Linked DNA regions of Homo sapiens: region 1 is linked to region 2. Evidence: chromatin loops called from intact Hi-C (ENCODE). Cell type or tissue: IMR-90. All regions are shown on one strand. Links, peaks and the distances in the headings refer to the core of each region. The heading gives the core; the rest is flanking DNA. Region 1 holds the start of LOC101927238 (a long non-coding RNA gene). Region 2 has its middle 29 kb from the start of LINC01080.

Evidence for each region. Peaks named below come from ENCODE experiments on the same cell type or tissue, not always from the same donor. Only the 100,000 strongest peaks of a DNase experiment are listed, where the experiment ranks them.
Region 1: it touches region 2 in a loop (2.0-fold over the local background); 4 of 110 quality-filtered maps call a loop at or near these places.

The regions. Positions count from the first base shown.
Region 1 is chr13:80,206,762-80,222,779 of GRCh38, forward strand. LOC101927238 (a long non-coding RNA gene) reads right to left here and starts at 12,020. Exons shown (of 5, transcript XR_245450.4): 1 at 11,694-12,020; 2 at 11,044-11,142; 3 at 4,501-4,597. RefSeq lists an enhancer at 11,501-12,001. In IMR-90, for the core only: no CTCF peak of the experiment used is centred there; DNase peaks (open chromatin) are centred at 8,060, 8,840 and 11,330.
Region 2 is chr13:80,032,242-80,048,259 of GRCh38, forward strand. No RefSeq gene overlaps it. Among named protein-coding and RNA genes, the nearest start is that of LINC01080, 29 kb to the left of the region's middle. In IMR-90, for the core only: no CTCF peak of the experiment used is centred there; DNase peaks (open chromatin) are centred at 5,450 and 8,510; H3K27ac peaks cover 378 bases.

The DNA of each region.
Region 1 (16,018 bases), core at 4,182-12,181, 180 kb after region 2:
CAGGACAATGGTAAGATGCAATTTATGTTTCGAAAATTTTATTCTGGTTCCTATGTAGAGAACAGTTTCTAAGGAAGCAGGTGGAAAAGAAAGAAGACACGTTAGGCCAGGCGTGATGGTTTAAGCCTGTAATCCCAGCATTTTGGGAGTCCAAGGCAGGCGGATCACGAGGTCAAGAGATCGAGACCATCCTGACCAACATGGTGAAACTCCGTCCCTACTAAAAAATACAAAAATTATCCGGGCGTGGTGGCAGGCCCCTGTAATCCTAGCTGCTCAGGAGGCTGAGGCAGGAGAATCGCTTGAACCCAGGAGGTGGAGGTTGCAGTGAGCCAAGATCACGCCACTGCACTCCATCCTGGTGACAGAGCAAGACTCCATCTCAAAAATAAATAAATAAATAAATAATAAGAAAGAAGACAAGTTAAAAAGCTGTTCAGCCGGGCACGGTGGCTCACACCTGTAATCCCAGCACTTTGGGAGGCCAAAGAGGGCCGATCATGAAGTTAGGTGTTCGAGACCAGCCTGGCCAACATGGTGAAACCCTGTCTCTACTAAAAATACAAAAATTAGTCAGGTGTGGTGGCAGGCCCTGTAATCCCAGCTACTCAGGAAGCTGAGGCAGGAGAATCGCTTGAACCCGGGAGGCAGAGGTTGCAGTGAGCCAAGATTGCGTCACTGCACTCCAGCCTGGGTGACAGAGCAAGACTCCGTCTCAAACAAACAAAACAAAACAAACAAACAAACAAAAAAGCTGTTCATGTAAATAGTTTAGGCAAGAGACACAAATGGCCACAGGTAGCTTTAGTTAGGGAGAATAGCGTACAGATCCAGAATATATGTTACAGACATAGTTGATAGGATTTGCTGGTTGATTTCAACTAGAAAGATGAGGAAAGCCAGGCGCAGAGGCTCACGCCTGTAATCCCAGCACTTTGGGAGGCTGAGGCGGGCGGATCACCTGAGGTCAGGAGTTCATGACCAGCCTGGCCAACATGGGGAAACTCCGTCTCTACTAAAAATACAAAAATTAGCTGGGCATGGTGGCGGGTGCCTGTAATCCCAACTACTTGGGAGGCTGAGGCAGGAGAATCACTTGAACCCAGGAGGTGGAGGTTGCAGTGAGCCGAGATTGCACCACTGCACTCCAGCCTGGGCAACAAGAGCAAGACTTCATCTCAAAAAGAAAAGAAAAAGAAAAAAAAAATGAGGAAAAGAGATGAATCATGGTTGACCTCCGGGTCTTTGGTAGAAAGTGTTACAATTTCCTGAGATGAGAAAGATGGTGAGAGAAATTTGAGGTGGAAAAATCAAGGGTTTGGTTTTGGCCATCTTCCATGTGGAGATGTCAAATAATTGGATATAGGAACCCAGCAATGGAGCAAAATGTCAGAACTGCAGACATAACTCTGGTAGTTCTCTTACTTCTACTTGGATACTATTGATGACAATTTAATCTTTAGGAAGTCAATTGTATTGTTAGACTTGTAATTTAGAGCCAGTTGATAAGTCATGAACACTCATTGCTCTCCTTAATGACTGCACACCCCCTGTGCCATGCTGTCCCCAAACAACAAGCACCACCAAAAGAGTATTATGCTAATTAGCCTAATTTATTCACTTTGTATATTAATCTTGTTTTCACTGAAATTACAAGGGTTCTGAAAGAAATCCCAAAAGAGGAAGTCTAAATAGTGGGAATTACAGTGTTATAGTCATAATGACTTATGCGGCTTCCCAAGATATCGAACTCCTCTGTAGAGAGCAGCAGTCATTTGAATATTTAGTAAGTTTTAGAGTATTTTTTTAAATATTCTTTTTTTTCTTTTTTTCTTTTTTTTTTTTGTGGCAGGGTCTCACTCTGTCACCCAGACTGGAGTGCAATGTTGTGATCTCAGCTCACTGCAACCTCTGCCTCCAAGGTTCAGGCGATTCTCCTGCCTCAGCCTCCTGAGTAGCTTGGATTACAGGAGTGTGCCACCTTGCCCAGCTAATTTGTTAATTTTTGGTAGAGATGGGGTTTCATCACGTTGGCCAGGCTGGTCTTGAACTCCTGACTTCAAGTGATTCTCCCGCTTCGGCCTCCCGAAGTGCTGGGATTACAGGCATGAGCCACTGTGTCCAGCATAAAATATATATATATATATTTTTTGGAGACAGAGTTTCACTCTTTTTGCCCCGGCTGGAGTGCAATGGTGTGATCTCGGCTCACCGCAACCTCCACCTCCTAGTTCAAGCGATTCTCCTCCTGCCTCAGCCTCCCGAGTAGCTGGGATTACAGGCATGTGCCACCACCCCAGCTAATTTTGTGTTTTTAGTAGACACGGGGGTTTCTCCATGTTGGTCAGGCTAGTCTTGAACTCTTGACCTCAGGTGATCCACCCACCTCGGCCTCCCAAAGTGCTGGGATTACAGGTGTGAGCCACTGCGCCCAGCCCAAAATATTCTTTACATTCGTATCTTACATAGATTTATATCTATGTATACTATGTATCTGTGGTAATTCTACATATGTAAACACACATATACATGTATACGTAAGGTATTATGTAAATGTGCATGTGACAGATAATAGATACAGGTGGAAGAGAAGAAACACATCACTGCTTTGAATGAGAACACCATAGTCAGCAATGTGAAAAGCCTATAGTCTTGCTGCAAGAGTGACAAATGGCCCTGAAGATTTTCTAATAACTAGAAAATCTAACAAACACAAAAAACTCACAGTGCAAATTATGTGTTCTGTTACACGCTCCCGTAACTGCTACTCATTTTTGCCCAGCTTAACCATCCAGAAAACAGTTAAAAGTTCTATTCTAGGCCAGGCGCAGTGGCTCATGCCTATAATCCCAGTATTTTGGGAGGCCAAGGCGGGTGGATCACCTGAGGTCAGTAGTTCGAGACTAGCATGACCAACATGGTGAAACCCCGTCCCTACTGAAAATTCAAAAAGTAGCCAGGCGTGGTGGAGGGCGCCTGTAATCCCAGCTACCCTGGAGGCTGAGGCAGGAGAATTGCTTGAACCTGGGAGGTAAAGAGTGCAGTAAGCTGAGATCGCACCATTGCACTGCAGCCTGGGCAACAAGAGCAAAACTCTGTCTCAAAACAAACAAACAAACAAAAAAGTGTAGCAATGTATTATAGCTCTTGGTGCTAGAGTGCTAAACCTCCCCTCCCCACCACTCCCCACCACCAACACACACACATTTTATTTTTCACTCTCCCCAGGTAAAAAGCAGTTAGCCTCAGGGCAAAGCCATGACTTGAAGTTGAGGATAAAATTAAGTTTAGTGATTAAGCAGTCTCAGTTACCTGATTTCATCTGAGACCCTTCATTTCCTTATTTCTCAGAAACCACGGTAAGTGTTGTTTCTAGGATGGACAAACTGATAACCTAAAACTGCACAGAAGACTCTGAAGTACTGAAGCAGAGAATACTCTGTTATAGAAACAAATAACCCTGTGTAATTTTGCTGTCCTAGAATGATGACTGGGGTGGGGGGAGCGGCAATTGCAACCTTCAGACCTACTTTGTCTCTCTGAGACACCCTGTGATATTTGGACTTGTAACCAAAACACCTGGGTTTGAATCTGACTCTACTACTTAGTCATGTGTGACTTTATAAATCTGTTTACATCTCTGAATCTTAATTTCTTTTCATCTGTAGAATTTTAACAATGCCACCTCATAGGAGGTTGGCAAAAGTGATTTAAAGTTTATTTGTATTGAATTTTTCTTAATTACCTTCAATATTAAAACCAACTTTTTTAAGTCCTTAGAGGATTTGAATACACTGACATCAGTTTTAGGAATATTGGTTAAAAATAACTCTGGGAAGTTTCAGTTGTGTTGGCATCACCCAGTCCTTGCTCTGAGCTCATGCAACATAAAGTCAGTACACCCCAGAGCCACCTCAGCTGCTCCAACTCTTGCTGATGTTTTTTTTTTTTAAAAGTTGAAAATTATATACATTTTCCTTTCAGCTAGCATTTTTAGTGAAATAATTCCAGTTTATATTTAAGCTTTTTGATTTTACATGCAAAATATATCATTACAACCATTAAAAAATATTTCATGTAAAAAAATAAATAAATAAAATGACTGAGAGGAATTATCTAGGAAAAGGTGTTAGATCACAAAGGAAGATTAAAAGCCCTCCATGGGGAAGGAAGACATGAGAACTGTTTGGGACCTTCAGAAGATAAAAAATGCGAACCTTGAGAAGAGAAAGAAAAAATAAAGAGTTTTAGTGTTAGTGTTAACTACCCTTATGTGAGGGTAGTAGCCCTAGAGTGAAGTGGGCCACTAGAAAAACAATATATTAGAAGTATGTAAATGAAAAGTAAAGTAGCACAAAAAAATAGTAATATCAAAGGTGAGTTTGGAAAATGAGAAGATGTGGACTTCTCTAAATTGATCAATGTTTTTGACATCATCAATTTATTTGCATAAGTTGAGATGTGTACTTTACACCTACTTCAAGTATTTCTGATACTTACCACAAGAATTTTTCTCCACTAGATAGACTAGTTATGAGTTTTTCACTGGCTAATTGTGTGTTCTATAAGATAAGAACACTGTGGGCCAAAGGTACTGCTGAAAAAAGAAACGGAAAAAATGGTGCAAATTAAAGATTATCATGGAGATGACATTGTCCTGATTCTTCATAGCAAGGGATCAACCAAACAGCCATGGAACCTAATTTAACTGTCTTCTGTTTGAAAGACTACCCAAAGGAAGAGTGAGGAAGGCATTTTTACTCACAGGAAGGAAAATAAAGAAGTTGCTTGAATAGGGCAACACATTTTTGGCTCCCAAATATTTCATTGATCTATTATAGCTTTGCTATCTAGCATGCACAATACCATCAGCTAAATTCAGTGTGAATGGGGGAAGTAGTATTGTGTGTGTTTAAAATTTTAGTGCGCCAGTGCTCCACATCCACTCAATTGAAGTGGAGCCAGTCCTGTCCCAGAAACAGTTCAGCAGTTTGAGAAAGGCCAGATGAAGTTTCATGTGAAATGATGTTCGCAGAGGAAGAAGGATGAAACAGATTGTGGCCTGCAGACATACAGATGGGGGTTATTTTAAAAACATCACCAATGAATTCTGGATGCTTATATATCTGAATTGTACATCAGTTACTTACTTACAGTTAATACTCTCTAAACCATTAAAGAAGGAATGAAAGTAATAAAATTAATTGTTCATTCATTAGCCCAAGAGCTTTTACATTGTACAAAATGGCTATAGAATATCAGCCTGATTGTATCAGCAATGGGTTATGCCTTTGGTACCAGGGAGTGCAATCTTCATACTCCCTAGATAGAGCATGCCTTCCCTAGAATGGCTTCTGGGAACCTAACTTTTCTTCTTTCTTACCTGAGTTGCTCTCCTCTTGAGGGAAGGCATCCATCTCTTCCTGGGGTATTGTTCAGTATCCTGATTCATGCTCTCACCTGGTGCCACATCCCAAAGTAACCTGAATGTTACTGTTTTTGTCATCTTTATTAATTATCATTTAACTTCGATTATGTAGAAAAACATGGCTATAGAGTATTTTCTAACTGGACTAGAATTCTATTTCTGTGCCCTACTACCTATGTGGCTTAGATTGAATCATTTCTCCTTCTCTAGGTCTAAATGGACCTTTTATAGGTGGGCTTTGCTGCTTTTATCCCCAAGGTGCTCTGTTAATGATTGTTTCTTTGCTGTGTGGCAAGAACATTACTACAAATGGAGAAATTAGAAATAAGATGAACATTGTCTCTGAGGGGAAATCATGAGTTAAGGTTTGGATATGCTGAGATTGAATCAATATGAATTTAACCCATTGGTGTTCACTCATGGCTGGTGCTTAAGGAGCTAAAGCTAAATATCCCTGGACTGGTGTGTACATAACCTGAGCTTGTTCAATGCAGAGTGCTTTAAAACCTTCCATGACTCCCTGCTTTCTTCAGGCTGACATCCAAATATGACAAATTTTTTTAATTTATTTTTATTTTTATTTTTCTTAGATGGAGTCTTGCTCTGTCACTAGGCTGGAGTGCAGTGGCACGATCTCGCCTCACTGCAACCTCCGCCTTCTGGGTTCGAGCAATTCTCCTGCCTCAGCCTCCTGAGTAGCTGGGACTATAGGCATGTGCCACCTTGCCCAGCTAATTTTTGTTCCCTTAGATTGTGTTAGTAATGTAAGATTTTAACAACTTTTTAGTGGAGGTATTTCTTTTTATCTGAATCTTCCATCAAGTGCCAAATGCTTTATGGGGAATCTAAAAAAGTCAAACTCATAGAAACAGAGAATAGAAGGGTGGTTACTAGGAGTTGAGGGATTCAGGAAATGGGAAAATGTTGGTCAAAGTGTACAAAATTGCAGTTATAAGATAAATAAGTTTGGGAGACTTAATATACAGCATGGTGACTCTATTTAATAATAATGTACACAAGGCTGGGCGCAGTGGGTCATGTCTGTAATCCCAGCACTTTGGGAGGTGGAAGCAGAAGGATTGCTTGAGCCCAGGTGTTGGAGACATGCCAGGGCAATATAATGAGACCCCATCTCCACAAAAAATCAAAAATATAGCCAGACGTGATGATGCATGCTTGTGGTCCCAGCTACTTGGAAGGCTGAGGCAGGAGGGTCCCTTGAGCCTGGGAAGAGGAGGCTGTAGTGAGCCATGATAACACCACTGCACTCCAGCCTGGGTGACAGACAAAGACCCTGTCTCAAATAAATAAATAAATAAAATTATAATAATGTATACAGAATACTTGAAATTCCTTAAGTGAGTAAATCTTAACCATTCTTACTACACACACACAAAAAGGCAACCCTGTGAGGTGATGGATATGTTAATTAACTTGATTATGGAAATCATTTCACAATGTCTACACATATCAAAACATCACATTGTACGCTTTGAATATATACAATTTTTGACAATTATAATTTAATAAAGCTGGAGGAGAAAAGTCAAGTTCTATTTTATCACAAAGAGGCATTACCTATTATATGGGCAAAAAAAGATGTGAAAACATGCCTTTGTTTAACAGAATGGCCACATTCTGTTAAACAAAACAATATTCTACAGGATATTTATGATCTATGTAGAGTTAGTATTTCTATTCTTTGTAGAACCCTGTTGCAGTTCTACATCTATTTCAATCCTGCCTTTCAATAAAATGCTAAACTATCATATTTGTCTTTTAACCTAATCGTCATACCTTTTAAGAAAGCATCAGCTAACTTTATCTTAAAATCTTGATCTTTGCAGCATTCAAATATTGGTACAGACGACATATGGGTTCTATAATAATCTTATTGTGGTTATCTTTATTATTTAAAACCAAATTACATTTAAATGCATTCTGAAATCTTTGAGTACAGGCTGAGAAATAAAAAATAATCTTGTCTGGGAGAGACCATTGTGATTTCACCCACAAATGATAGAAACCTCAAGTATTTGTTCAGGTCATTTAGGTATGCGTGTGTGTGTGTGTGTGTGTGTGTGTGTGTGTTTCATAATTCCACTTGACATTGCAGAAGTCTTTTCTGTTTTAAAATATTAACTCTACATTTGTCTTGAACTGCCTTATATTTACAACACTCCCATTAATATTTTTGACCTGGTCTAGTATTTCAGATAAATTCTTTACCCTGACACAAATCAATAATGAAGTGCAGTTTAGTTAAGGCTTCTATTAGGCCTGATTTTCTCAGGGATAATATGTGATATAGTAAACATCTTGCTTTTGCTTATGTGGTACTTCTGGGAGCGGAACAGTCTGCCCTCGGGCAAATGAATCCCAAGCCAAGGAGGGATGCACCCTTCATATTCTGTTAATTGATTGAAAGGGCAAATGATCTATAGGGAAAGTTGCATCATTAACTTAATTGAGGGCAAAGCCTAATTAGAGGGGAAATGGAGTAGACAGAGCCAGAGACACAGCAGGCCTTCATCTGTGATGTCAACAAACAGACCTTGTAACTAGAACCAGACAGAGACTGCAGGCCTTCATTTACATCTTCAGTTTCAATGTGAAAACATTCACTGTGTGACTGTATGTGTGAGTGTGTGTGTGTGTGTGTGTTTGGCCAGGGGAAAAGCAAAAGTTTACATACTTAGATAGAAATCAGTTCCTCCCAGGTGGAAATGCCTAGTGGGAATCAATATGTTTTAAACAAGTTAACTGAATTGTATATTTGAGAGGTTAATCTGAAACACATTTGAGCTCTAAAACCGGGCGGAAGTGGGGGAGGTCCTATTCTCACTTATAGAGCGGACGTAGAAGTAAATCAACCAAACATAAAGATTTTTTTTTCCAACTTGAGTATGGACAGATTACAGTGGGGATTTATTTTGAACACGACTATATTACTGTACGAACACATACAAAGTATTTGAACAACATAGGTCAACACCAATTTATCCTACAATAAGTAGCCATTCCGAAATAGGTATAAAATTATACTGCATTACAAAAGATAGGAGATATTGATTCCATTACAATGCATGTTGCAAGTGAAGATACCCAGGTTCCCCTATATTTTGTAAGTGAACTGCTTTCTAGCAACTCCTGGCTCCTTGATTGTCTTCTTAAAATCAGAAGCCACTGTATCATAAACAACAGTAATAAACTTAGATGCTTCTTAAGTGCTTTAAACTTTGGGTTCAAATTTGAGCTGAGACTAAGACAGGTGGTGATGGTCAGAACATGTGCTTTTTATTCTTTCAGAAAATTCCCTGTCCAACTCGCCGATGAGTGCATTTTTCTCTGAGTATAGCAAAACAAACAAAACCTTTCACAAGAAATTCCACTTATGAGAAATAAAGAATGTAAGCAGACATGTTTTGGCTACAGCACTAGTTGTTAAAATACATGGGTATTCTTTCAACTGTAGTCATTCATTGACTTTACAAAAGCTGGGCCCCATTTCTTACTTCTTACGCATACACAGATTTGTATATCTAAATTTTTTAAAGTATAGCAATCTTAATAAATAGAATGAATGGCTACTGAAATATTTCAGCTAAGAGAGAGAAAATCACACGTTAATTAACTAGAATTTTATTTGTTTAAGCATACCAAGTAGGTGCTATATCTGAGAAATAAAATAAGCCCTTTTGTATATAAGAAAAAATTCCAGTGACTTTGGGCAGGAAACTAGTATTAACATTGTATTAATAGGTTGTCTTATTAGAGATCTGGATCAATTCATCATATTTTCAGATTTAGTTAGGAATTTTTTTCTTCTATCATTTATTTCCCTGAATATTTATATCTCTGCTTCTCAAGTTTGATTTATCTGCAAACTCCTGAAGATTTTCTTTTTTCTTTTTTTTTTTTTTTTGAAACAGAGTCTCTCTCTGTCACAAGGTTGGAGCACAGTGGCACAATGTCAGCTCACTGCAACCTCTGCCTCCCAGGTTCAATCGATTCTCCTGCCTCAGCCTCCCGAGTAGCTGGGACTACAGGCATGAGCCACCATGCCCAGCTAATTTTTGTATTTTTAGTAGAGACGGTGCTTCACCATGTTGACCAGGATGGTCTCGAGCTCTTGACCTTGTGATCCACCCGCCTCGGCCTCCCAAAGTGCTGGGATTACAGGCATGAGACACTGCACCCAGCCAAGATTTTCAAGTTGCTAAGTCATATTGTCAAAACCGTATATTTTTCTTGATAACTAATCACAGACAAAGTTTGATCTTAACGGCAATGTGGTCATGAGGAAGAAGTCCAGCTGCAGCCACCAGTCTCAGAAGAAACACGCATGCTCTATCTTCCAGCAAAGTTCTATTTGTAAATGCTAAACTTACAAATTTCATCCAAAAAGTAACAAGGAATCAGTACCCTATAGTTTGATGACTTTCCTCAACCACAGGACTCAGGGCAACTAGGCTCAATTGAACAGTTGAATATTGCATTTTTGGTTAAATACAGAGATAATTTCCTTTCCATCTCAGATTGCATTTACTGAGAGATTGTTGTGAGTTGCAGTAAAACATAACTTTTGGTGTACTAATAACAGCATATCCATTTTTTCAAATCTAAATCCAAGGAGTTATTGGATTATGTTTAGCAGTATTTTCACCATACATCCATACTCCCTTCAGACTTTTTAACATTTTTCTCATCATGTTTTAGAAAGAGAAAAGATAACTCTTTGTTTTTTGTTGTTGATGGTTTTTTTTTTTTTTTTTTTCAGACAGAGTTTCACTCTTGTTACCCAGGCTGGAGTGCAATGGCGTGATCTCGGCTAACTGCAACCTCCACCTCCTAGGTTCAAACTATTCTCCTGCCTCAGCCTCAGCCTCCCGGGTAACTGGGATTACAGGTGCCTGCCACCACGCCTGGCTAAGTTTTGTGTTTTTAGTAGATACAGGTTTCCCCATATTGGCCAGGCTGGTCTTGTCCTGACCTCAGGTGATCCACCCGCCTCAGCCTCCCAAAGTGCTAGGATTACAGGCATGAGCCACCGTGACCGAGAAAAGGTGACTCTTATTGAAATTATAATTCAGACCTCTGCTAGAGTGGTGGTTTTGAATTAACTGACTGGTTCTACATCTATACTGCGTTTGCTTCTGGGGAACATGGCTGAAGGCCTTTGCCACCTAAAGGGCCTTGGAGCAGAATAAAAAGTCCAGGTCTCTTTGTGGCAGATATGCTTATATCTGAACTGATAATAAACACTGCCTGGAACGGGTAAAGGAAGAGAACATGCCACAGGTGTTCCAGTCTTAAGACTCAAAATCCTCCCTGTCATGGGTTCCATAACTATAGAATCCCAACACCATTACCAGCAATGCATAAAGAAATCCATGCCCTAAATTTTTTAAAAAACTCAGATAATAATCTTAGTAATTTGTCCATATAGTGTTAAAATCTGTATAACTAATATTTTGATTTTCTTCTAAATGCTTAATATTAAGTACTTATCATGTTTATCCTCATATTGAGTCCCTATTCTTGGATCTTAGAGGAAAAAATTTGTGATTTTTTATTAGAAAGATCTGAATTTGAGTCCAGGTGTCATCACTTACCAGTCACGTGATCCAGAGTAACACTAAAGCTTTTCTTCATTTTCATATGAAGAACTGGAATAGTAATATTTCCTTTGCAGGATAATTGTAAAACTTAATCTAAAATTAAAAGAGACAGGAGGAGTAGGGGGATTGAGGGATCAACATTTTATTCTGAGCACAAAGTATGTCTCTCTTGAGTCACAAACCTTGCCCCCAGATCACATTAAAATGACTCAAAGGAAGTGGGAAAAAGAATAAACTGATAACAATAAAGGGAAGGTAGGGAGTAGGCGTATTCACTAGCAGACAAGAGACGTCAACAAATTCCGGGTAGATATGAGCAGCTGAAAGCTGCAGAGAAACAAAGGGGAAGAACGCGCATTCCAGAGAATGCCCACAAGGAAGCTTAGTGGGCCATTCTCTTGGTAGTAGCACTATGGGCTCAGAGTTGACAACTAGGAGAGCAGGAGTGAGAAACGAAGCAAAAACAAGGGGCTTAGGTCAACTTTCACCTACAGTCCCCTCCACCCCTCCTGCAGGCAGAAAAACTGACACCACAGCCCAGCATTTACCTCCAGGCTAATCACTGTAGGGCTTTATCTTCAAAGAGTGAGCAAGCTTCCTGTTTAAAGCTAACCATTCAGTATGGACCAGGAGGATAAACTCACCTCCCTCTGCAGTGGAGGGCCAAGCTGCTTTCTGGTCCTCTGCAGGTGAAGTCCGCCACTGGAGCTGATATACCTCCTTTGCATCCCGAGCCGCTTTGGGGAGTGGAGGGAGGTGGAGAGAAATCACTGTGGAAGCTGACTTATTTACAGTACAGCTACCCATATCCATGCTGACCACCTGTGATATAGGAGGCCTTCATTTTTCACTAAGAGCAGTTAATCACGAATCACTAGATCAATGTGGAAAACCGTTAATTATAGCTATGATTTCTTAGTACTTCCTATATAGTAGATTTCATTCAATGTCTTGATTTATTTATTTTTTATTATTTTTTTATTTTTGAAACAATCTCGCTTTGTTGCCCAGGCTGGAGTGCAGTGGTGCGATCTCGGCTCACTGCAACCTCCGCTTCCTGGGTTCAAGCTATTCTCCTGTCTCAGCCTCCCAAGTAGCTAGGACTATAGGCACACGCCACCACACCTGGCTAATTTTGTATTTTTAGTAGAGAGAGGGTTTCACCATGTTGGGCAGGCTGGTCTTGAACCCCTGACCTCAGGTGATCTGCCTGCCTCCCAAAGTGCTGGGATTACAGGTGTGAGCCACCACACCTGGCCAATGTCTTGATATTTTTAATTCATTTAATCCTACTAGGATTAAAGTATGTTAAGCAGGTACTATAATTATCAATGTTTTATAATTGAGGAAACTAAACCACATAGAAGTTGAATTACTTGTCCAAAACTACCTAATTAATAAATGATAGAGCTGAAATTGAAATCCAGAAATCTGAGTCTCAGACTCTACATTCTTGAAAGCTATGCCATACTACCTTATATTTATCACTTCAAAAAAAAATCTTTTAGTTTCAGGAGTACATATGCAGGTTTGTTATATATAAACTCGTGTCATGGAGGTTTGTTGTATAGATTATTTTGTCACCCAAGTACTAAGCCTAGTAGTCATTAGTTATTTTTCCTGATCCCTTCTGTCCTCCCACCCTGCACCCTCCAAAAGGCCTCAGTATGTGTTGTTTCCCTCTTTGTGTCCATGATTTCTCATTATTTAGCTCCCACTTGTAGTAAGAACATACAGTACTTGGTTTTCTGTTCTTATGTTAGTTTAGGAGGGACAATGGCCTCCAGCTCCATCCATGTCCCTGCAAAGGACATGATCTCATTCTTTTTATGGCTGCATAGTATTCCATGGTGTACATGTTCCACATTTTCTTTATCTAATCTGCCATTGATGGGCATTTAGGTTGATTCCATGTCTTTGTATAGTGCTGCAATAAACACATGTGTGCATGTGCGTTTATGGTAGAACAATTTGTATTCCTTTGGGTGTATACCCAGCAATGGGGTTGCTGGGTCAAATGATAGGTCTGTTTTTAGCAATTTGGGGAATGGCCATACTGCTTTCCACAATAGTTGAACTAATTTACATTCCCACCAACAGTGTATAAGTGTTCCTTTTCTCCGCAACCTCACCAGCATCTGTTATTTTTTGACTTTAATAATAGCTATTCTGACTGGTGTGAGATGGTATCTTATTGTCATTTTGATTTTCCTTTCTTTCATATGCTTGTTGTCCGCAGATATGTTTTCTTTAGAAAACTGTCTGTTGATGTCCTTTGACCACTTTTTAATGGGATTGTTTGTTTGTTTTTTCTTGTACATTTGTTTAAGTTCCTTATAGATGTTAGATATTAGACCTTTGTTAAATGCATAGTTTGCAAATATTTTCTCCCATTCTTGTACTACCTTGTATTTTAAAAAAGAAAGCCTTTTTTAAAAAGAGTAAGATAAAGAAATAAACATAATTCAGAGAACAGGAAAAAAAGTGTTTTAATTACTATGCTCAAAGAAATTTGAGAGCTTATGTCATGAGCGTCATGAAAATAGAAGCAGAAAAAAGAATGAGCTCTTAGAAATTAAAAACAAAATTGCCAAACTTAAAAGAAAAATCAATAGAATGAGTGGAAGATAAAGTTATAGAAGACTTGCAATGTTTTATGAAGTAAAACATTGAAAGAAAAAGATATGCAACATAGAGAATCATTCCAAAAAGTCTAAAATTCAATTAATAGAAGTTCCAAAAAGATAGGAAATAGAAAATGGGTAAGAGGAAATTATATAAGATATATTAGAACACTTGAAGTCTTGGTATTTGGTATTAAAGAGAAAAGGAAAAAAAAAAAAGATATATTAGAACAAAATGTCCCAGTACTGAATGTACAACTTTAGGTTGAAAAAGTCTGACATGTTTTGAGAAACATGAATTTTAAAATCCATATTCAAAATATATCTTCATGAAATTTTCAGCACATTAAGTCTAAATAGAGGTGTTGAAAACGTCTAGGGAGAAGGGGAAAATGCCTATAAGGATGAAGGACCACACTGCAGACTGACGAGATTTTCCATCAGCTATCCTGGATGCTAAGGAAACTTTGGGTCCAGGCTTTTCAAATGCCGAGAAGTAATTTTCTCAAAGGTGAAATACAGTGCGAATTCAACTATTAAGTCAAGGATGGGGGCAAAAGGGAGGCATTTTCACACTGAAATTGATCAAACAAGGTATAATGGTATAAGCATATTATTTGTATTTACGTATATAACCACCAGAAAAACTAAACATATCAATAGTTGAAAGTGTAGGCCTGGGAAACATAGCAAAACCCCATCTCTACGAAAAATAGAAAAATTAGCTGACCGTGGTGGTGCAAGCCTGTGCTCCCAGCTATTCAGGAGGCTGAGGTGGGAGGATCAACTGAGCCCAGGGAGGTCAAGGCTGCAGTCAGCTGTGGACTGTGGTCACACCACTGCACTCCAGCCTGAGCAGGAGAGTAAGACCCTGTCTCCAAAAAAAAAAAAAAAAAAAAAGGTGTAATTCTAAGAAGTAAATATGGGAATGAGAAAAAAGCATGAGTCAGGAAATTATTAATTTTTATTGCATGTCATTTTGTACTCTGATTTTTTAAAAATAATTTTCAAGTGTTAACTTGTATTTCTTTATTAAAATTGAAAAAAAATAGTATCTAAGGCACATAGTCATTAAATGTTGGTAACCCATTCTATATCAAGGTTCCATGTACTAACTCTTGCTCCACCACATTTTCTGTATAAGAGCTTGAATGAATTATTTAACTTTCCTCTGCCTCCACTGTGTCTTCTGTAAATCTGGAGAAAAGTAGTGAGCCTCGAACTTAGGTGTGCTTAGAACCTACCCACCATTCAATGTACAATAGGAATTATTAATGTTATCTTAGATAATATTAATGTACTAACTGGCTCTGTCCTTTATGATTTTATAGAAATTTTACATTAGTTCATTTCTTCACAACTGAATTTAGAAAAATCCTTACCAGATATGCAATGAGGTCTAAACTAAGATGTTCAAATATTAAATATAAACTACTTATAATTTCAAACAATTTGAAACCATTTAATTTAAAATGTGAGTGTACTCTGATTATTCAAAATTTTATATTTATACTAATATAGAGATTCCATATTTGTTTTATAGTAGTCCATTATTAAAAACTTTTGAAATCAAAACCACTGTATTTGCTTTGTAATTTTCCTAAAGATTGTCCCACAGATGTGACTTTTTTTTTTTTTTTTTTTTTTTGAGATAGAGTCTCACTCTGTCACACCCAGGCTGGAAGGCAGTGGCACGATCTTGGCTCACTGCAACCTCCGTCTCCTGGGTTCAAGCAATTCTCCTGCCTCAGCCTCCTGAATAGCTGGGCTTACAGGCACATGCCACCACACCAGGCTAATTTTTGTATTTTTAGTAGAGACAGGGTTTCACCATGTTGACCAGGCTGGTCTCGAACTCCTGAGCTCAGGTAATCTGCCTGCCTTGGCCTCTCAAAGTGCTGAGATTATAGGCGTGAGCCACCCCTCCTGGCCAGGATGTGACTATTTCTTACATAAAGGTTGGCACTCTGTGGTTTTAAAGTTGTGTTCAGGGGTATATGTCAACCTTGGAAGAAGTTTCATCACGGGAAACACTTAACTTGGGTCTGCTATATCACTGCTTCAAGGATGATGGTTGAAATATAATGCAGAAGACATGCATGATCTGAAAAAATGACAAACCACTTGTCTCCTACAAAGTAGTGGTAATTAGGAGAATTAGATGCTGTTACTTCCTGAAGTTTCTATTTGAAATATGACTCCAAAATTCATCGAAGTCATTACCAAAAACACATCATTTTGTCTGAGACAACAGCATACTAGCTACAATGTTTTGGTGCAATATTGCTCGGTCTCAGTGAAATTTGCTTGTAAGAGGATACGGTAAATGTATTAGCTTGGTACTT
Region 2 (16,018 bases), core at 3,582-11,581:
TTTCATCAGCCAACATGAAAAAAATTTATTAGTAAACAACAAAATGCACATTAAAACAAGATCTAAATTTTTACTTATCCAATTGGCAGAGATTAAAAATTAATTTAGGATATTCAATACTGGAGATAGTGTTTTGTTAGCAGGAAAGAAAAACGTTATAGCTTCTTTGGAAAATAATTTCACAGTGTGTAGAAGGGGTCTTAAATTTCCAAGTCTGAGACAGGTAATTTTAAATCCAAGAATCTATTCAAAGAAAATCATGTTAAATACAGGGAAACTTTTGTGTACAAATGTGCTCATTTTAGTGCTATTTAGAATATGGAGAAAAGGCGGAAACAAAGCACTTGGCCATAAAAAGAAATTCAAGTAAACTGTGGTACATTCAGTCTATGCATGTAGACATTAAATATACTAATGGTTATTTCTAATAATGGAAAAACATAATATTTAGTAAAAGAAGCACTGTAAAAAATTATAGTAAAATTTATGTATCAAAATTATATAGAAGATGCTTAAAAGACTAAAAATGCAATAAAATATTAATATTTGTTGTCTTTCTAGTGAGACTGAGTAAATGTTTTTAAGTCAAATTTTCCAAATTTTCAGAAAATTCTATATTCAATCATTACTCTTTTATATTTGAAATAAAATAAATTTTATTTTTAAAAAACATATGTACATTTTTTTTTCTTTTTTGAGACAAGGTCTCACTCTGTCACCCAGGATGGAGTGCAGCAGCTTGATCTCAGCTCACTGCAGCCTCCACCTCCTGGGTTCAAGTGATTCTCCTGCCTCAGCCTCCTGAGTAGCTGGTATTACAGGCATGCGCCACCATGCCCAGCTAATTTTTGTATTTTTAGTAGAGATGAGGTTTCACCATGTTGGCCAGGCTGGTCTCAAACTACTGACCTCAAGTGATCCGCCCGCATTGGCCTCCCAACATGCTGGGATTACAGGTGTGAGCCACTGTGCCTGGCCTATGTACATTTTTAAATGGCTACTCTGCAATACTAATCTTCACATGTAGAGTTCTTGGACTAACTACTATGTTTTTATTTCAAATATAAAACTTCAGAATCACAACACTTAAAACATTACTATAACTTTATATCCTAGTCACAATATGATATGGTTTGGCCATGTCCCAACCAAAAATCTCATCTTGAATTATAATCCCCATAATCCCCACGTGTTAATGGAGAGACCAGGTGGAGGTAATTGAATCATGGCAGTGGTTTTTCCCACACTGTTCTCATGATAGTGAGTCAGTTCTCAGGAGATCTGATGGTTTTATAAGTGTTTGGCAAATTCCTCCTTGGCTCATTCTCTCTCCTGCAGCCCTGTGAAGAGGTGCCTTCCACCATGATTGTAAATTTCCTGAGGCTTCCCCAGCTGTGTGGAACTGTGAATCAATTAGACCTCTTTTTTAAAATAAATTACCTAGTCTCAGGTATTTCTTCATAGCAGTGTGAGAATGGACTTACACATACGATTTTTTTGCAGCTAGTCCAGCTTCAGCTGTCTTTGGTAAAATTAATCATTCTTCTTAAAATAATGATAGACTTGTGTCTCATAACTTATGTTTATAAATTATAAACTTATGCCTCATGTCTAATTCTAATATACTACTAGTCAACTTTATGTTCAGGACTTCATACATCCAAAGTTCTCTGTTAGAGGTGCATGACATTCTCTAAAACTATTAACAGACTAATTTTTGGCCATAGCTTGTTCTTTTTCCCCTTATTTCCTTCCTAATATAATACTTACATTCTATCTAGAATTCCAAGAGACTTTCATTCCTCTGTTTGGTAAATGAAAAATAAAAGTTACACTTGCAGAACTTCCTCCTCTGCCCTTCTAATGTTGTAAGTGTCTTGGGTGATCAGCATGAGAGGTACGAAACCTAGTGTTATTCTAGCTGTCTTCAGTCACCAGTAATCCCATGTTCCTGGACTATGAAGCAAGTTAGAGGTCTTGTCAGAGGACTGTGCGTGTGTGTGTGTGTATCAGCAAAAATGAAAAGTAGAAAATATTAAAAAATACAAAAAAATTAACTTCAAAAATCTTAACTAAGTTGTTCTCAATGTGTGGTCCTCAAACAAACTGCATTTCTGACTTCTTAGACATGCACAATCTCAGGCCCTCCATAGACCTACTGAGTTGAAACCTGTGTTTTAGCAAACTCTCTGGGTAATTTTGATAAACATTACAATTTGAGAACCACGGCTTGAGAAGAAGCCCTCCAAAAACTTCAAAGTAGTATGCAAACTAATTGCGTACAAGTACATTTCGAACAAGGTTGAGGCTAGCCAGGGTGCTTTTTGGAGATGACTATTCTTATGGCTCGATGTCTAGCTTATTTTTCTCTTTTACCTCCTAAGTGTTAACATCTCTGCTTCCAGTCCTCTTGTGAATCTGTTTTGCCCTTTTCTTCTCTTCTAAAGGAAGCCTTTTATGGTTAGATTCAGTTGGCCGTGATGTTGGGATATGCCAAAGCAACAGAAATCCACACATTTCCTTTTCCAGATGACGAGCTTAGGATGGTCTTGTGGACTCTGTTCTACTCTTTTCTACACTTTTTATTTCGAAAACAATTCAGCCTGTTATAAGCCAGACTTATGTGTTTCCTTGAGCAACATCTATAGCAGGTGTGTGGCTTCCACATGTACTCATACAAATAAAAAATAATACATGAAAACTTTCATCTCCACTCCCACAATTCAGATTCACAAAAGTATTCCCCAGGTAGATTGTAAATTTCCATATAGATTTACTAGCTGGCAGTTTGCAGCTGTATCAAGTGTTGTTTGATCAGCATCTGGGAATGTCCAGAGAAAGAACCTATAATTGTTATTCTGGATCTGTAAAACAGCATGCCTTCCAGCCACTCCATGTTTTCATTTCCATATTTATGCCCCAGAATTTATTATCTATTTTCCAAATTCTAAACTTACTCAAATACTTTCATGCCTGGGCATTATTCCCAGTGAATTATTTATCATATAGTGAATTATTTCCTCATATAGTTTTTGTAGAATATTTTCTTATCTTTACACCATTTGTCTTATTCTGGCAGCCAAAATGGTTCTACCAGTAGATAAAGAAGGTAATATGATTCAGAGAATGGTAAATGGCTTCCTTGCAAAATGTCTCCCTTACTAGCATGATATAAGGCCTGTGTTTTAATTGATTAGTCAAATTTCCTAGCTCTGATCCCTCTCCCCCAGCTCTGATCCACGTTTTCAACTCCTTGCTTGGTGTCATTCAACCTTCTGAAACATGTTTTTACTCTGGAGCAATGATTCTTAAACTATTCTCTCCATCACTGTCACTTGCTGAACCTAAAACACAGATTTCTGGGCCCACCCTCAAACATTCTGATTCAGTGGGTCCTTAGTAGGGCCAGAGGATTAACATTTCTCACACCCTCACAGGTAATGTTGATGCTGCAAGCTGACATGACACTTTGAGTATCATTCATTTGCTTGACTGTTTTTGTGGTTTACCTTTAATTTTTACATGTGAAGCAGACACCACTGATGTCTCAGCCATCCAAAAGCCATTTCCCCTTTCTCCTTAATAATAAATCCTAATTTTCTATAGGGAGTCACCAAGGCCTTTTGCTTCAAGAAAGCCTGCCTTAAATTTCAGTTCCAGGATGAGAGTTGTAATAACTCTAAGATAATTGAGTTAATAAATTGAAAATAATAGGCATTTCATTCCCCTGTGAATTGCCTAGCATGAAACATGAATAAGATTGTCTGAGGAGCTTCTGAGACAGGATTCTTCTCTCTCAAGAATACACCTGGAAGAGCTAAACCCTTTTCAGAACCCTGGATTGATGGGATGTGATTGCAAGACAACTGCAACCAGCTTGTGACCATCAAGATTTATATGAAAACATTACATTGTACCCCACAAACATACATGCAATTTAAAAAAGGAGAGAGATTGCCATATGCTGAGGATAGTCAGGTAGAAATAAAGAAAATAATTAGGTTCTTAAAATGATGATGAGCCAACAAATTCACTAACCTGGAGCTGCTTTGCCTCAAGACTTATTATGTGGGATTTCTGTTTCCTGCAGCTAAAAGCGTACTAATTTATATTATCTATCTTTCTATCCATCCATCCATCTATTTATCTACTTATCTATATTTCACCTGTCTATATATCTATGTATTCATCCATCTATCTTTAACTTATCTCTACAATTAGATTTTATTTTCTTAGTAAATATTAATGAAGAGAAAAGATAGTTATAATACTATTAGAATATAGCTATGTTAGTTGGGGAGGCTAGCTTACCACCTATCAACATCAAATCAAGAAATAATCACATTTTATCTTATGCAGAGTTTTAGAAAGAATAGAATATAAGAACATTAAGTGTGGTGGGATATGCATAAAAGGACAAAAAGTCAGGATCTATTCAAGTGCACCAAAATGGTGGCCCTGGATTCCTGTTACACGGCAGGAAGGAACTGGGTAGACTCCATTTTTAAAATGTACTTTTGGGTGTCCTTTTATGCACTCTCACGCTTCAGTAATTCATTTTCCACCCTGCATTCAGTGTAATTATAAAAAAGATCTGATCAAGCCATTCTCATTAGAACTCTGTAAAGTCTCTCATTCTTCCTATAATAACCATTTGGAGCCCTTCACTTGGCATACAAGGCCCCAAGTGAGCTGGTTCCCAGTGGTCCCTCAGCACCATGTAGTACCACACTCACTGCCCCTAGCCCCGAAGTCCTGCTTTCAATTCTAGGTTCCTGCCACATGCAATTGCCTCACAAACCTTTACGTATAACACTTCCTCTTTTTAAAAAGGCATCTCCCACATCTTTGCCACTTCCCAATTTACCCTTCCTCTCTCACAATTCAACTTAAATGTCATCCCCATACTGAACCTTTTCTTGAGACTAGACTGTCTTCTTCTGTTCTTATACTCTTATACATAATTCTCTTCTGTGATACTTATCACATTTAATTGTATAATTAAATGTGCAATTAATTATTTAGTCTCTGTTTCCTAAATTACCACATGAGCCCTTAAGGGCAAGAACACATCTGTTTACTACCATATCCCTGGCACCAGACACTAAACATTGGTTGAAACAATCTCTTTTTTCTTCAGGCATATTCTCTGATGACATGTATGCTTCTTTTGTGAAACATTCAATAAATAAGAGTCAACTTGACTTTACACATGACCTTTCCTGCCACTATAGTCAAATGGGCAAAAATAGGCATTAATTTTCTTGCTTCACAAATGAGAAACTGAGGCCCAAAGAGTTTAACTAACCTGCTCATTTTTGTTCCATCTATGTTGACATTTGAAGTCAGAGAGCCTGACTCCTACTCACTGGCTTTTCCTTAGACTAGTCACTCACAGAACATCATTACTCAGCCTGCTCACAACACAACACTCATGCTTAAACAGAGTGCAGCTTTCTTCCGGCCGCTGCACCAGAATTTTATGCAGCTTACCCTGCCCTGAGTCATTCATGGAAAGCATCTGGGAACACATTATGTAAAATACACCATCTCACCTAAAAATGTTCTTCCATCACTAGGGCACAAAGGGTCAGTGGGGTGTTCTGGGAGAGTTATCTGAAAGGAAAGCATACATTTGGGGAGAACATTGCTCCCCGATTATGACCCCATGACTTGCCTGTAGAAAAGCTGGCGGGTGCTCAAGTGTAAAGACCTGGGAAAGCTTGACACTGAGTAAAAGACTTTCCGTTCCTTCTGTAAGGAGATACATTAATGCAGTCGTGGAAATGAATATCCATTCTGTGGTTTTGAACCTCTGAAAGTAGCACTTGGGCAACTAAAAAGTGTCACACCATGCCCTAGAGCTATAGAGAAAACTTGCAGAGTAATTGGTATTATTTGCCCAAGAGATAAGTGGCTTCTGAGAAGTTCCTATATGGTTGTGGACATGCCTCCGCCTCTTGTTTTTCCTTCTAACACTATTCTGACTATAGCTTAGGAGTGAGATTCTTCAACACGGTCACTATTGATGGCCTATAGTCTGCATGCTTTTGTTTTCAAATAAGCAAGCAGTTTATCCCTGCCTCAGGAAGTATAAAGACTGAGAAATGTCAACGGGCCAAGTTAAAGAAATATAAAGTCCAGTTTAGGGGCTATTAAAGGGCTTGGAAAATCTGTATTAAAATTTTGACATCAAAGTTATATGCTTCTCTCAATCAATAAACAATTGTTGAGTATCTGCTCTGTGTTTATTTGTGATGGGAGCAGTCAGGAAATTCAAAAGAGCACTCAGGGAGGTAGAAAGGCAGAGTAGATAGAACAAAGGCCTTAGAGTCAGAAGAATGGATGTGGTTTCAGATTTTCCACTTATTGGGTCAACTTCCTTTGGGCCTGTATCTTATTTGTATAGCTCTAATAGCCTTACCAACTTCACAAGGCTGTTGTCAGAACTGGGGAAGAAAAGTATATCAAAACAAACCCCCCACCACCAAAACTCATTTAGCATTTTGCTAGCTCTTTCAACAAATATTTTTGAAGGCCTATACTAGACTTAAAAAAACTTACCAGACAAAATCCAAATGCTCATGATAGACTCCTGTTTATTCTTCAAGGTTCAAATCAACTACAGCCTCTTCTGTTATGTCATTCCCTAAAATAAATCCCTTCCTTAATTAATCTTGAATGTCCTTACTTCATTGTGTTACTTTATATATTTGGTTAAATGTCCACGTTCAACCCTAAACTATGAGTTCCTCAAAGACAGAGACTGTGCCTTATTCACCTTTGTGCTGACATGATGCCCAGAGTAGCACCTGGTCCAGAAAGTATGCTTTCTTTGGAATCTTAGACTGGATGTATGAAAAGATGAATGGGTATGGGACAGCCTGGGCTCTGAGAGGGAAATCAGCATGAATGCAGGAAGAAGACCTTGACTGAAACAGAGGGTGGGTTTTGATTTGCAAGAGGAAGTGAAAGGAAGACAGTAAGTCCCATGACGAGAACCTGGTGAACTATGTTGAGGAATTTGGACTTAAATTTATAAGGTGTCAGAGTCTGTTAGGAATCCTTTAGCAAAAATATGATATGATCAAACTACTATCCAGACAAAAAAGAAAAGCTCTTATAATTGGAGAATTCTGCCCATAATCAATGTCTTGCTACACACTGAATAGAAAAATTTCCTGGAGCCAAAGATGGTCTTGCAATCCCGGGAAGTGCCCTTCTGCTCATGTCCAACAGGAAGTCATCAGGATAGATACACAACAGTGTATCTATCAGACACAAGGTGGTTAATGAAAATCTATTATAAACACAAAGTGTTGTTGAACAATGCTTGTATTAGAAGGGTTCAAAATGGGCTTATTTAAAAATGTAAAGCTGAATTTTTTCAATAACTTTTTTTGTGTGTTTTTACTTGCAGCAAGAAAATTCTCTTGGGCAAAAAACAATACATGCAATTTTAGTATGATTCACCTTTAATGTCATTTATTCTTCACAGATAAATATACAGAGAAGAAAAACATGACCTAAAAATGTTAATCCAAATGATAAAGGGTATTTTTTGTTACCAAAATTCTATTTAGTATTTACTATTGCAATACTAAAACACTCTCCGAAACTCAAAGATCAATGAAATCTGAAATTAACCAGCATTTCAAGGAGTAATTTAAATAACAAAATAATCTAACCTATCAAATATTTTGTCATAGACCCAACCTTTACAAAGTTGAGTAGAAATTTTCACTTTCCTTGCTTTGAAGAATCTGAGTCCTTCAAAATTGTATCAGATGTTTTTAGTTTTACTGTGTAAGCTTTCCTGGAAAGCTTCAAGTCAAGCATTTTTAAGGGAGTCTTTTAAAATGTAAGAGGGATACTAGAAATAAAATCACCAATAAATTCTTTATGGTATGAGCAAGTCTCTATGTTACGTGTGTTATGGGATCAACATTTCTTGTGTCAGATTTTCATAAAGTAGGATGTCAATGTTCACCTGACTGGGCTTTTTTCCTTAATATTATAAATAAGGTTGCAAGATGCTGTTCTCAAGTACCATATGTCTTCATTTCTATTGTTAAGAACCATTTCTAAAGATCTAACACAAGAGCAGATGAGCCACACTGGCTAGATTTGGGGGTAATTGGATTTTCTTTTCTCTTCACAAAAATTATGCATGCCTGGAAAGAACAGCAAGAATAAACTGCAACCGATGCCTACTAATTACCATCAGCTAGTGCCTGGCTTTTGAAATCTGATTTAAGAAAAAAAAATGAAAAAAAAAAAAACACAGGCTTGGCTGATAGAAAACTGTATAATGTTTAAGCAGTGATGAGGGAAGCCCAATCTTAAGCAGGCTAGACTTTGGACCGAACCCAACTGATGTTTCTCATCCTTGTTTATTTTGTTACTTGACATGATTCAACTCATTAAGGATTTCAAAGGTCCAAGGGAAAGTACTTCTACTTTGCCAAGGCATCCTTCGTTGGAATTCCATTATCTCCCATGATCCGAGACAAGGATTTCCTCCTACTCAGTTCTGAGTAATTATGTGTAAGCAAACCCTTGGTGTTCTTGCAGATGACTGTACTGAGTTGATGGTTCAACATGAATCATTCATGTGGCAGGCATCTTCAATGGAGAGGGTAAGGAGGGCTAACATTGATTTGCAGTGTTTATATGAAGTATGACTTTCTCATTCATTTCATTTGATTCATCAGAGTTGATGTTTGTCCCTATAAACCATTCCCTCTCCTAAAACGATTACAGGGAAAGAAGAGAGAACAAGCACATTCGATCAGTCCCTCCTCCTCTACCAAGTTTAATTTAGACTATGTCTTAAGAAATATTGTTTCCTCCTTGCAGAAATTGAGAATGAGTCGCTCCATCACCACCCTGGCCTGCCCCCCTTAACCCAGCATTTTTCCTCTCTTCACTTCTTTCCCAATCAGTGAAACAAAGTAAATATAAATTAGGCAACGATTTTTTTTTATATGCTGCATTTTATACTTCATATTTTTAAAGCTTCCCTCTTTTGGGGGTGGGGGTGGGAGAGGCAATAAATTCCTCTGAGACTATGATAAAGATGCATCCTCCCAGAATAATTCAACTAAGCACATATTTACAACTGGCATACACCTTTAGGGAGGTTAAAGTCTAAGGTGGATCTCCCCTCACACCTCCTCCCTCCCTCCCATGCCCAAGGACATTAGGTTAAACTTCTGATCTGAAAGTCTCAGATTTGAGGGCAATAGGAACTGAAGCTATTCTTTTCCTTACTTTTTTGATAACATACGTGACAAGGCATGCTACAAGTTTTAAGAGACAACAGCTCAAAAGAGAGCCTGGTACTCCCATCAGGACTCTGAGCCATAATGATTCTTGCATGTCTTTAAAAGTTTTGTTAAGAGCTTCAAAGAAAAAACAACAACACATTTGAGAGACTACCTTGGCAAGTCACTCGGTCTTTCTCATTCTTTTTTAACAGCTTTATTGGGGATATAACTCATATACCATACCATTTACCTAAAGTGTACAATAGCACAATTCATTGCTATTCACAGAGTTAGGCAACCATCACCACAATCAATTTTAGAAAATTTTCATCACCCCAAAAAGAAACCCAGTCCCAGTAGTAATCCATTCCTTATCCCTACCCTCCTCCAGCTCTAGGCAACCACTAATCTACTTCTTGTCTGTATGGATTTGCCTCCTCCAAATGACAGCACACCTGGAATCTGCCCATTGTGTTAACTCTTCTGTAAGACTGTTACCCCAAATGCAGTTACCATAAAACTACTCGCTTGAGTAAAACAACTGGGTGTGAGTGAAGCATTTTATTAGGCATGCAGAAGTTTCAAAGGTGAGCTTTCTACCTAGTTATGAGAATTATTCTAAAAAGAAGCAGTAACTACCACAAAAGCCATACACAATGATATGACATTTCAAAGTACCCCACCCAGTCTTGCTCTTTATAGCTGGTTGACTTCAATCCCAACTCTAAAAGCCAATGCTCGCTAGGAATTATCCCAAGCATCATTTCTCATTTATGGTCAACATTCCATTCACTGGAATCCCAAATAATTTCTGACTTCCCCCTGATCTCTGGAGCTTTTTTCTATGTTTATAGTCTCACAATAATTGTTTCAGATCTTGTGGCAGAGATGGATAGTTGCCTCTCCAAATATATGTTCTCCTTATGTACCTTAGTAAGAGAATCCCAATGTTTAACTAAGCACATTAGTGCATATAGCTTCCCTTGCAACTACATGTAGCTCTATGACTAAGTTCTGCCCAATTATATGAGAGCAGAAATGTTGTATACAGCTTCAGAGACGTGGTCCTAAGGGGTAGAGGCATGCCTTTTCTTCATCTTCTTCCTCCTTCCTTCTGGCTTAATTCAGACACAGTGCCAAACAGCCATCTTCGATCATCTATTGAAAGTCACACATTGATGCAGCGAAACAGCCATCTTCAGCCATCTAATGGAAGTCACACGTTGAGTTTGGCTGAGCAAAAACATAGATCAAGTGTAGGTTTCTAGAATTACCTTAGGTGTCTAGACTATCTGCCACTAGACTTTTTACAAGAAAGAGAAGTCAACTTTTGAGGTACTGTTATTTGGTGGCTGTTAGTCACAGAGGAACCTAATTCTAGCTGGGACTCCTTTACCATTTCTCAGACCCTGACCCTTTTGTGCCTTCCACTACTGGCACATTCTCCACCTCCCTTGTAGAATTTTCTCTATAGAGTAACTTCGTACTATCCAGCTACCGGCATGCTAAAACCCTGGAAAGGCCTCTGAGGCATGTATCCTCAACATTTTTATCTCATATTCTTAAAAAAAGAAATCCTTGGACACTAAGAAAGGAAAATTAGATTCACTAATGAGAGCCAATAATGTCTTCAGGGAAAAAAAAAAATACTTTCAAGATAGTGGATGAAAACTAAATAATAAAGCTGGAGGCAGAGATCTTTCCAAACATAGGGAGCAAAGTGCTTGGAGACTACAAGCCCTCAAATGTGTTTGGGAAAAAACAGTCATCTAATTTCTCTATGTAATTTCCCTATTCGGTAAATAGAAATTTGGCTGGAAACATTGATTGAGCCCCTATTCTTGAGAGCCTTTATGGGGCTTGTACCTCTCTGCCTGGGTTATTATCAAACTACCTGAAGACTTTCCAGTCATCTCAATCTTCTCCTCCAAATAGCAACTGTGACCTTCCTAAAATGCCAATCTGACCATGTCTCCCCCTACTGAACTTCCCTCAGTGACTTCCCCTTGTTCTTCAGGTAAAGTCACAATTATCAAATGGCCTCCAAGGTCTGTAGCACCTGGCCTCTGCCCACGTTTCAGCTGAGCTCCCCCTCACCACCTCTTGGCCATGTCATTTTCTTTTTGTTCCTTCATTGTGTCAAATTTCTTCTCACCTGGGTGTCTTTCCTTATGCCGCTCCTCTTACTTACTCTTCTCTCACTGTTATAATTTCCTGAGTTTCAATCAACCATCATTCAAGTCTAGGCTTAAAACATGACTTCCTAGTCCTACTAGACCAGATGGGGCCAGGTTCAGCCCGGTATATGCTCTCAGAAAAACCTTATACTTATCCGTTATCTCTTGTATCACAATCGTAAGTTATTTTTGTAATTATTTCTTAAATGTCTATTTTCCCTACTGAGCCATGACACCAGTAATTATGTCTGTCTTTCTCTTGATTGTATTTCTAGAACCTAAAATAGTTCCTGGACCAGATTAAATTCTGATAAATATCTGTGAATAAATGAAGGGCAGAAATATGATCAGAACTGTTCTCTCTCTAGATCTATCTATCTATCCTGCCATAATCCTTGGTGATATGGTTTGGCTCTGTTTCCCCACCCAAATCTCATCTTGAATTGTAATCCCCATGTGTTAGGGTAGGGGCCTGATGGGAGGTGATTGAATCATGGGGGCAGATTTCCTTCTTGATCATGATAGTGAGTGAGTTCTCACAAGATGTAGGTGTTTGAAAGTATGTGGCACTTCCCCCTTCACTCTCTCTCCCCTGGTCCACCATGGTAAGACATGCCTACTTCTCCTTTGCCTTCTGCCATGATTGTAAGTTTCCTGAGGCCTCCCAATCATGCCTCCCATTAAGCCTACAGAACTGTGAGTCAATTAAACCTCTCTTCTTCAAAAATTACCTAGTCTTAGGTAGTTTTTTATAGCAGTGTAAAAACAGACTAATTCACATGGGGACTAGAGACAGCTCATTCCCTAAATTAAAAAAGAAGTACCTAAATAAGCTACACTAAAATTATCTGAGACTGTATATTTATGCTTCTATTTCCATCATGGGATAGCAAGTTTCTCAACGGCAAGAACATGTGTATTTAACTGTCTGGTACATAGTCATCATTTACCGCAATATACAAAGCAACTTACGTCTCTAGAAAGTATGTTGGCCCTTTATCCTCATCTATTTGACCTCTCAGCATTCTGCCCCTGGTCCTCTCCACCAGTGACAGCACTAAGGCCCATGGACTTGAAGACCACCTAAAAGCTGATGATTTACCAGACTGGAACTCTGGTTTCAATGCTTAGCATCTGTGGTAGCATCTCAAATGTAAGAGAATTAGTAGTTCTGTCTTTTCCTCTATCCCTTAAAAGCTGTTTGTTCCATGTATCCTTCATTTCAGAAAATGGCATCACCATCCTCTAAGTTCTTGCTATGGCCTGAATATTTGTGCCTCCCCCCAAATTTATATATTGAAGCCATTATTCCCAGTAGATGCTGTTTGTATGCAGAACTTTTGGAGGTAATTAGGTCATGGGGTAGAGCCCTCATGAGATTAGTGTCCTTATAAGAAGGGACATAAGAGATGATTTCTCTATCCATCATGTGAGGACACAGCAAGAAGGCAGTCATGTGTAAACCAGAAAGGGGGTCCTCTCCAGGAAATGAATTGGCTGGCACCTTGATCGTGGACTTCTCAGCCTCCAGACTGTGAGGAATAATTTCTGTTGTTTAAGCCCTGCAGTCTATTTTATTTGTTTTGGCAGCTGATGAAGCTAATGCTCAAGATAAAATCCTGGTTACTTACCTTGCTATTATGCCTCATGTCTAAACCATAAGCAGGCTCTTCAGTCCTACTTAAGCAGCATACCCAGAATCCACTGAACTCATTTTATCTTTACTGTCATTGTCCTCATCACAGACCCATCATCCTCCATTCCTCCAGTGGCAGCCACACTGATTTCTTTGCCCTCTCTAGTGACCCTTCCTTCTGCCTATTTCCACATAGAAAACAGGACAATCTTCTAAAATTGCAAATTAGATCATATCATAGGTTAGAACACTTTAATTGTTCTCAGTGGACTTTGGGAAAAAAACCAAAAAAAAAAAAAAAAAAAAAACACCCAAACATTGGAACTCTTTTTCAGAGTGTATGACATGGCCTATGACATTCTAGAAGATCTGACCTCCCCACTAGTCTCTAGTCTCATCTGGGATGCTTTCCCATCACCTGTTTTGTTCCAGCCACATTGGTCATTGTTCTTTCCTTCAAATACACTATTATCTTATTTACTTATTTTCTAGTTTTGTTGTTGTTGCTTTTTTTCTTTTTCTGAAACAGGATCTTGCTCTGTCACCCAGGCTGGAGTGCAGTGGTGCAATTGTAGCTCAGTGCTTGAACTTGAACTTTGAGCTCAAGCAATCCTCCCACCTCAGCCTCCTGAGTAGCTGGGGCTACTGGCACTCTCCGCTATGCCTGGTTTATCTTTTTTAGTTTGAGTATAGACGAGGTCTTGCTGCATAGCCCAGGCAGGTGTCTTCTAGTTTTTGTTTGTTTGTTTGTTTGTCTTTTGAGATGGAATCTTGCTCTGTCATCCAGGCTGGAGTGCAGTGGTGTGATCTCAGCTCACTGCAACCTCCACCTCCCGGGTTCAGGCGATTCTTCTGCCTCAGTCTCTTGAGTAGCTGGGATTACAGGCGCACGCCACCATGCCCAGCTAATTTTTGTATTTTTAGTGGAGATGGGGTTTTACCATATTGTCTAGGCTAGTCTCAAACTCCTGAACTCATGATCCGCCCACCTCGGCCTCCCAAAGTGCTGGGATTACAAGTGTGAGCCACCGTAGTTTTTTACTACACCCCCTCTAGTTTTTTACTACACCCCCCTCACTAGACCATTAGCTTCTTGAGGCAATGGATCTGCTTTTCTTTTCACTATCCTTTCTCCAGCACTTAGACCAGGACATACACTGTAACAGGCCCTTAGCAGATATTTGTTGAATGAATTAATTACTACAAAATGAGAGCTTGTGGAAGTAGGCTGAATTGAATGAGAGAAGTAATGACAGTAGGAGAAATAATAGCACACCCTTGGAAAAGAAATTGGTGAGGAAAGAAATCACACAACGAAAAGTAAAACTTTAAGAGATTCTGGATGTTAGGTTTTAATAAGTTTGGATCATGCACCCCTTTACAAATGTTATGACATTGTATGACCCACATTTTCAAGGTGTTCCTTGGATACTCTGAATCTCAATCAAGATCCTCTCAGCAAGGGTCATGGATGCCAGTATAATAATTTCTAGAAGGTGATCACTGACAGCTTTACCTTCTGGGGGAACACTTCATTCTGAAGATTAGCCCCCATTTTACATTGCCACTTTTTTGACATGTCAACCATTATCTCAAATTCCCCCCTTTAGATAGACAAAAACGAGAGTACCCACCTGGTGCTGAATTAACCTTGAGAAATTTTAGGTTAGGTAAGGCTGTGTAGGATAAAATATAAAACAAAAAAATTACCTTAAGAATCTGTTTCCCACAGTGGAGTTCCTCCAGATACAGCCAACTTTGCTAGGTTTCACTTAATTATAATTAAAATATCATTATTAAAATTTCTCAGGAATTACACTGTGCTCATCGCTTCCAGAAAGAAGTAAATTATTGTCAAACTGTGTGGATACAGATCCTTGGGTCGAATATAGTTTTTCCACTGGATTAGTCTAAAAGGTAAAAGAAAATGCATGTCTTTAGAGCATTTCCTCTTGTGCACATTCAAATATACAGTGTGTTGAAGGCCTGGGAGGCCATCCAACCTCCTACCTGTTGGATTACACTAGGATAGTGTCACATTTTACTAACACTCCCTAGAAAACCTTATTTTAGAAACATTTTCCGCCTCATTTTATCTGAGTTTGCTCAAGGAACTGAAATCGTCGTGTGCTGAGCTCAATGCCATGTGCAAGGTCTCCGACTAGCACACAGAAAACTCTAAGGAACTGTAATTCAGTGATTCTTGCCATCTGCAAGCCTGTGGAATTCAGGTGCCCACAGGAAGGAATGGAGAGGTTTTTCCAGCCTGACCATATCAGCCGTCTCACCACAAGAACCTTCTGTTTTGGCTGTCGTCCCTCTATCAGACTCAGGCTGTTCTTTATGGCCAACTGTGAGTTTAACGTGTCTGGTTTACATTCTGTTGGTAAAGTGTTTCTCTCAGTTCCAAGCTCCTTTCCTTCCATCCGATGGCTTGACTGCTTTGTATTCATGTTTGTTTTTTAAGAGGAGGTAGGATGGGTGGACGTTAGGGACCATAAAACAACTCTAGAAGTTTGCATTCACAAAATAGTGAAATTAATACTAATAAGGAGAAAGACAGGCACTGATAGTGCAGCAGAGAAAATCCAACAAGTAGGATCAGAGGTGTAAGGATGTGGTAGGTGATTAAATAACTCTGTCAGTGTGGAGTGGGCAGTAACTAACCATTTTATTTTTAATTTTTTTGGTGAATTAAGCAGAAGTTTTAATGACTATCCCTTTCTCATATTTGTGAGGTGTGGGCTGCTGTAAGCTATAGAACCATGGCAAAGGGCTTAATGGGGAGGAAAACAGTTTTAAAATTTCTCTTAGAACCCAGCCCACTGGAATTATGAAAGCAGCCTCAGTAAGTAAGATAGACTTGCATGCGTCCAGTTACAGAGGTGTAGGGAAAGGAATGACTCTAGTTACTGGAAACTAGTATTTGCATTGGA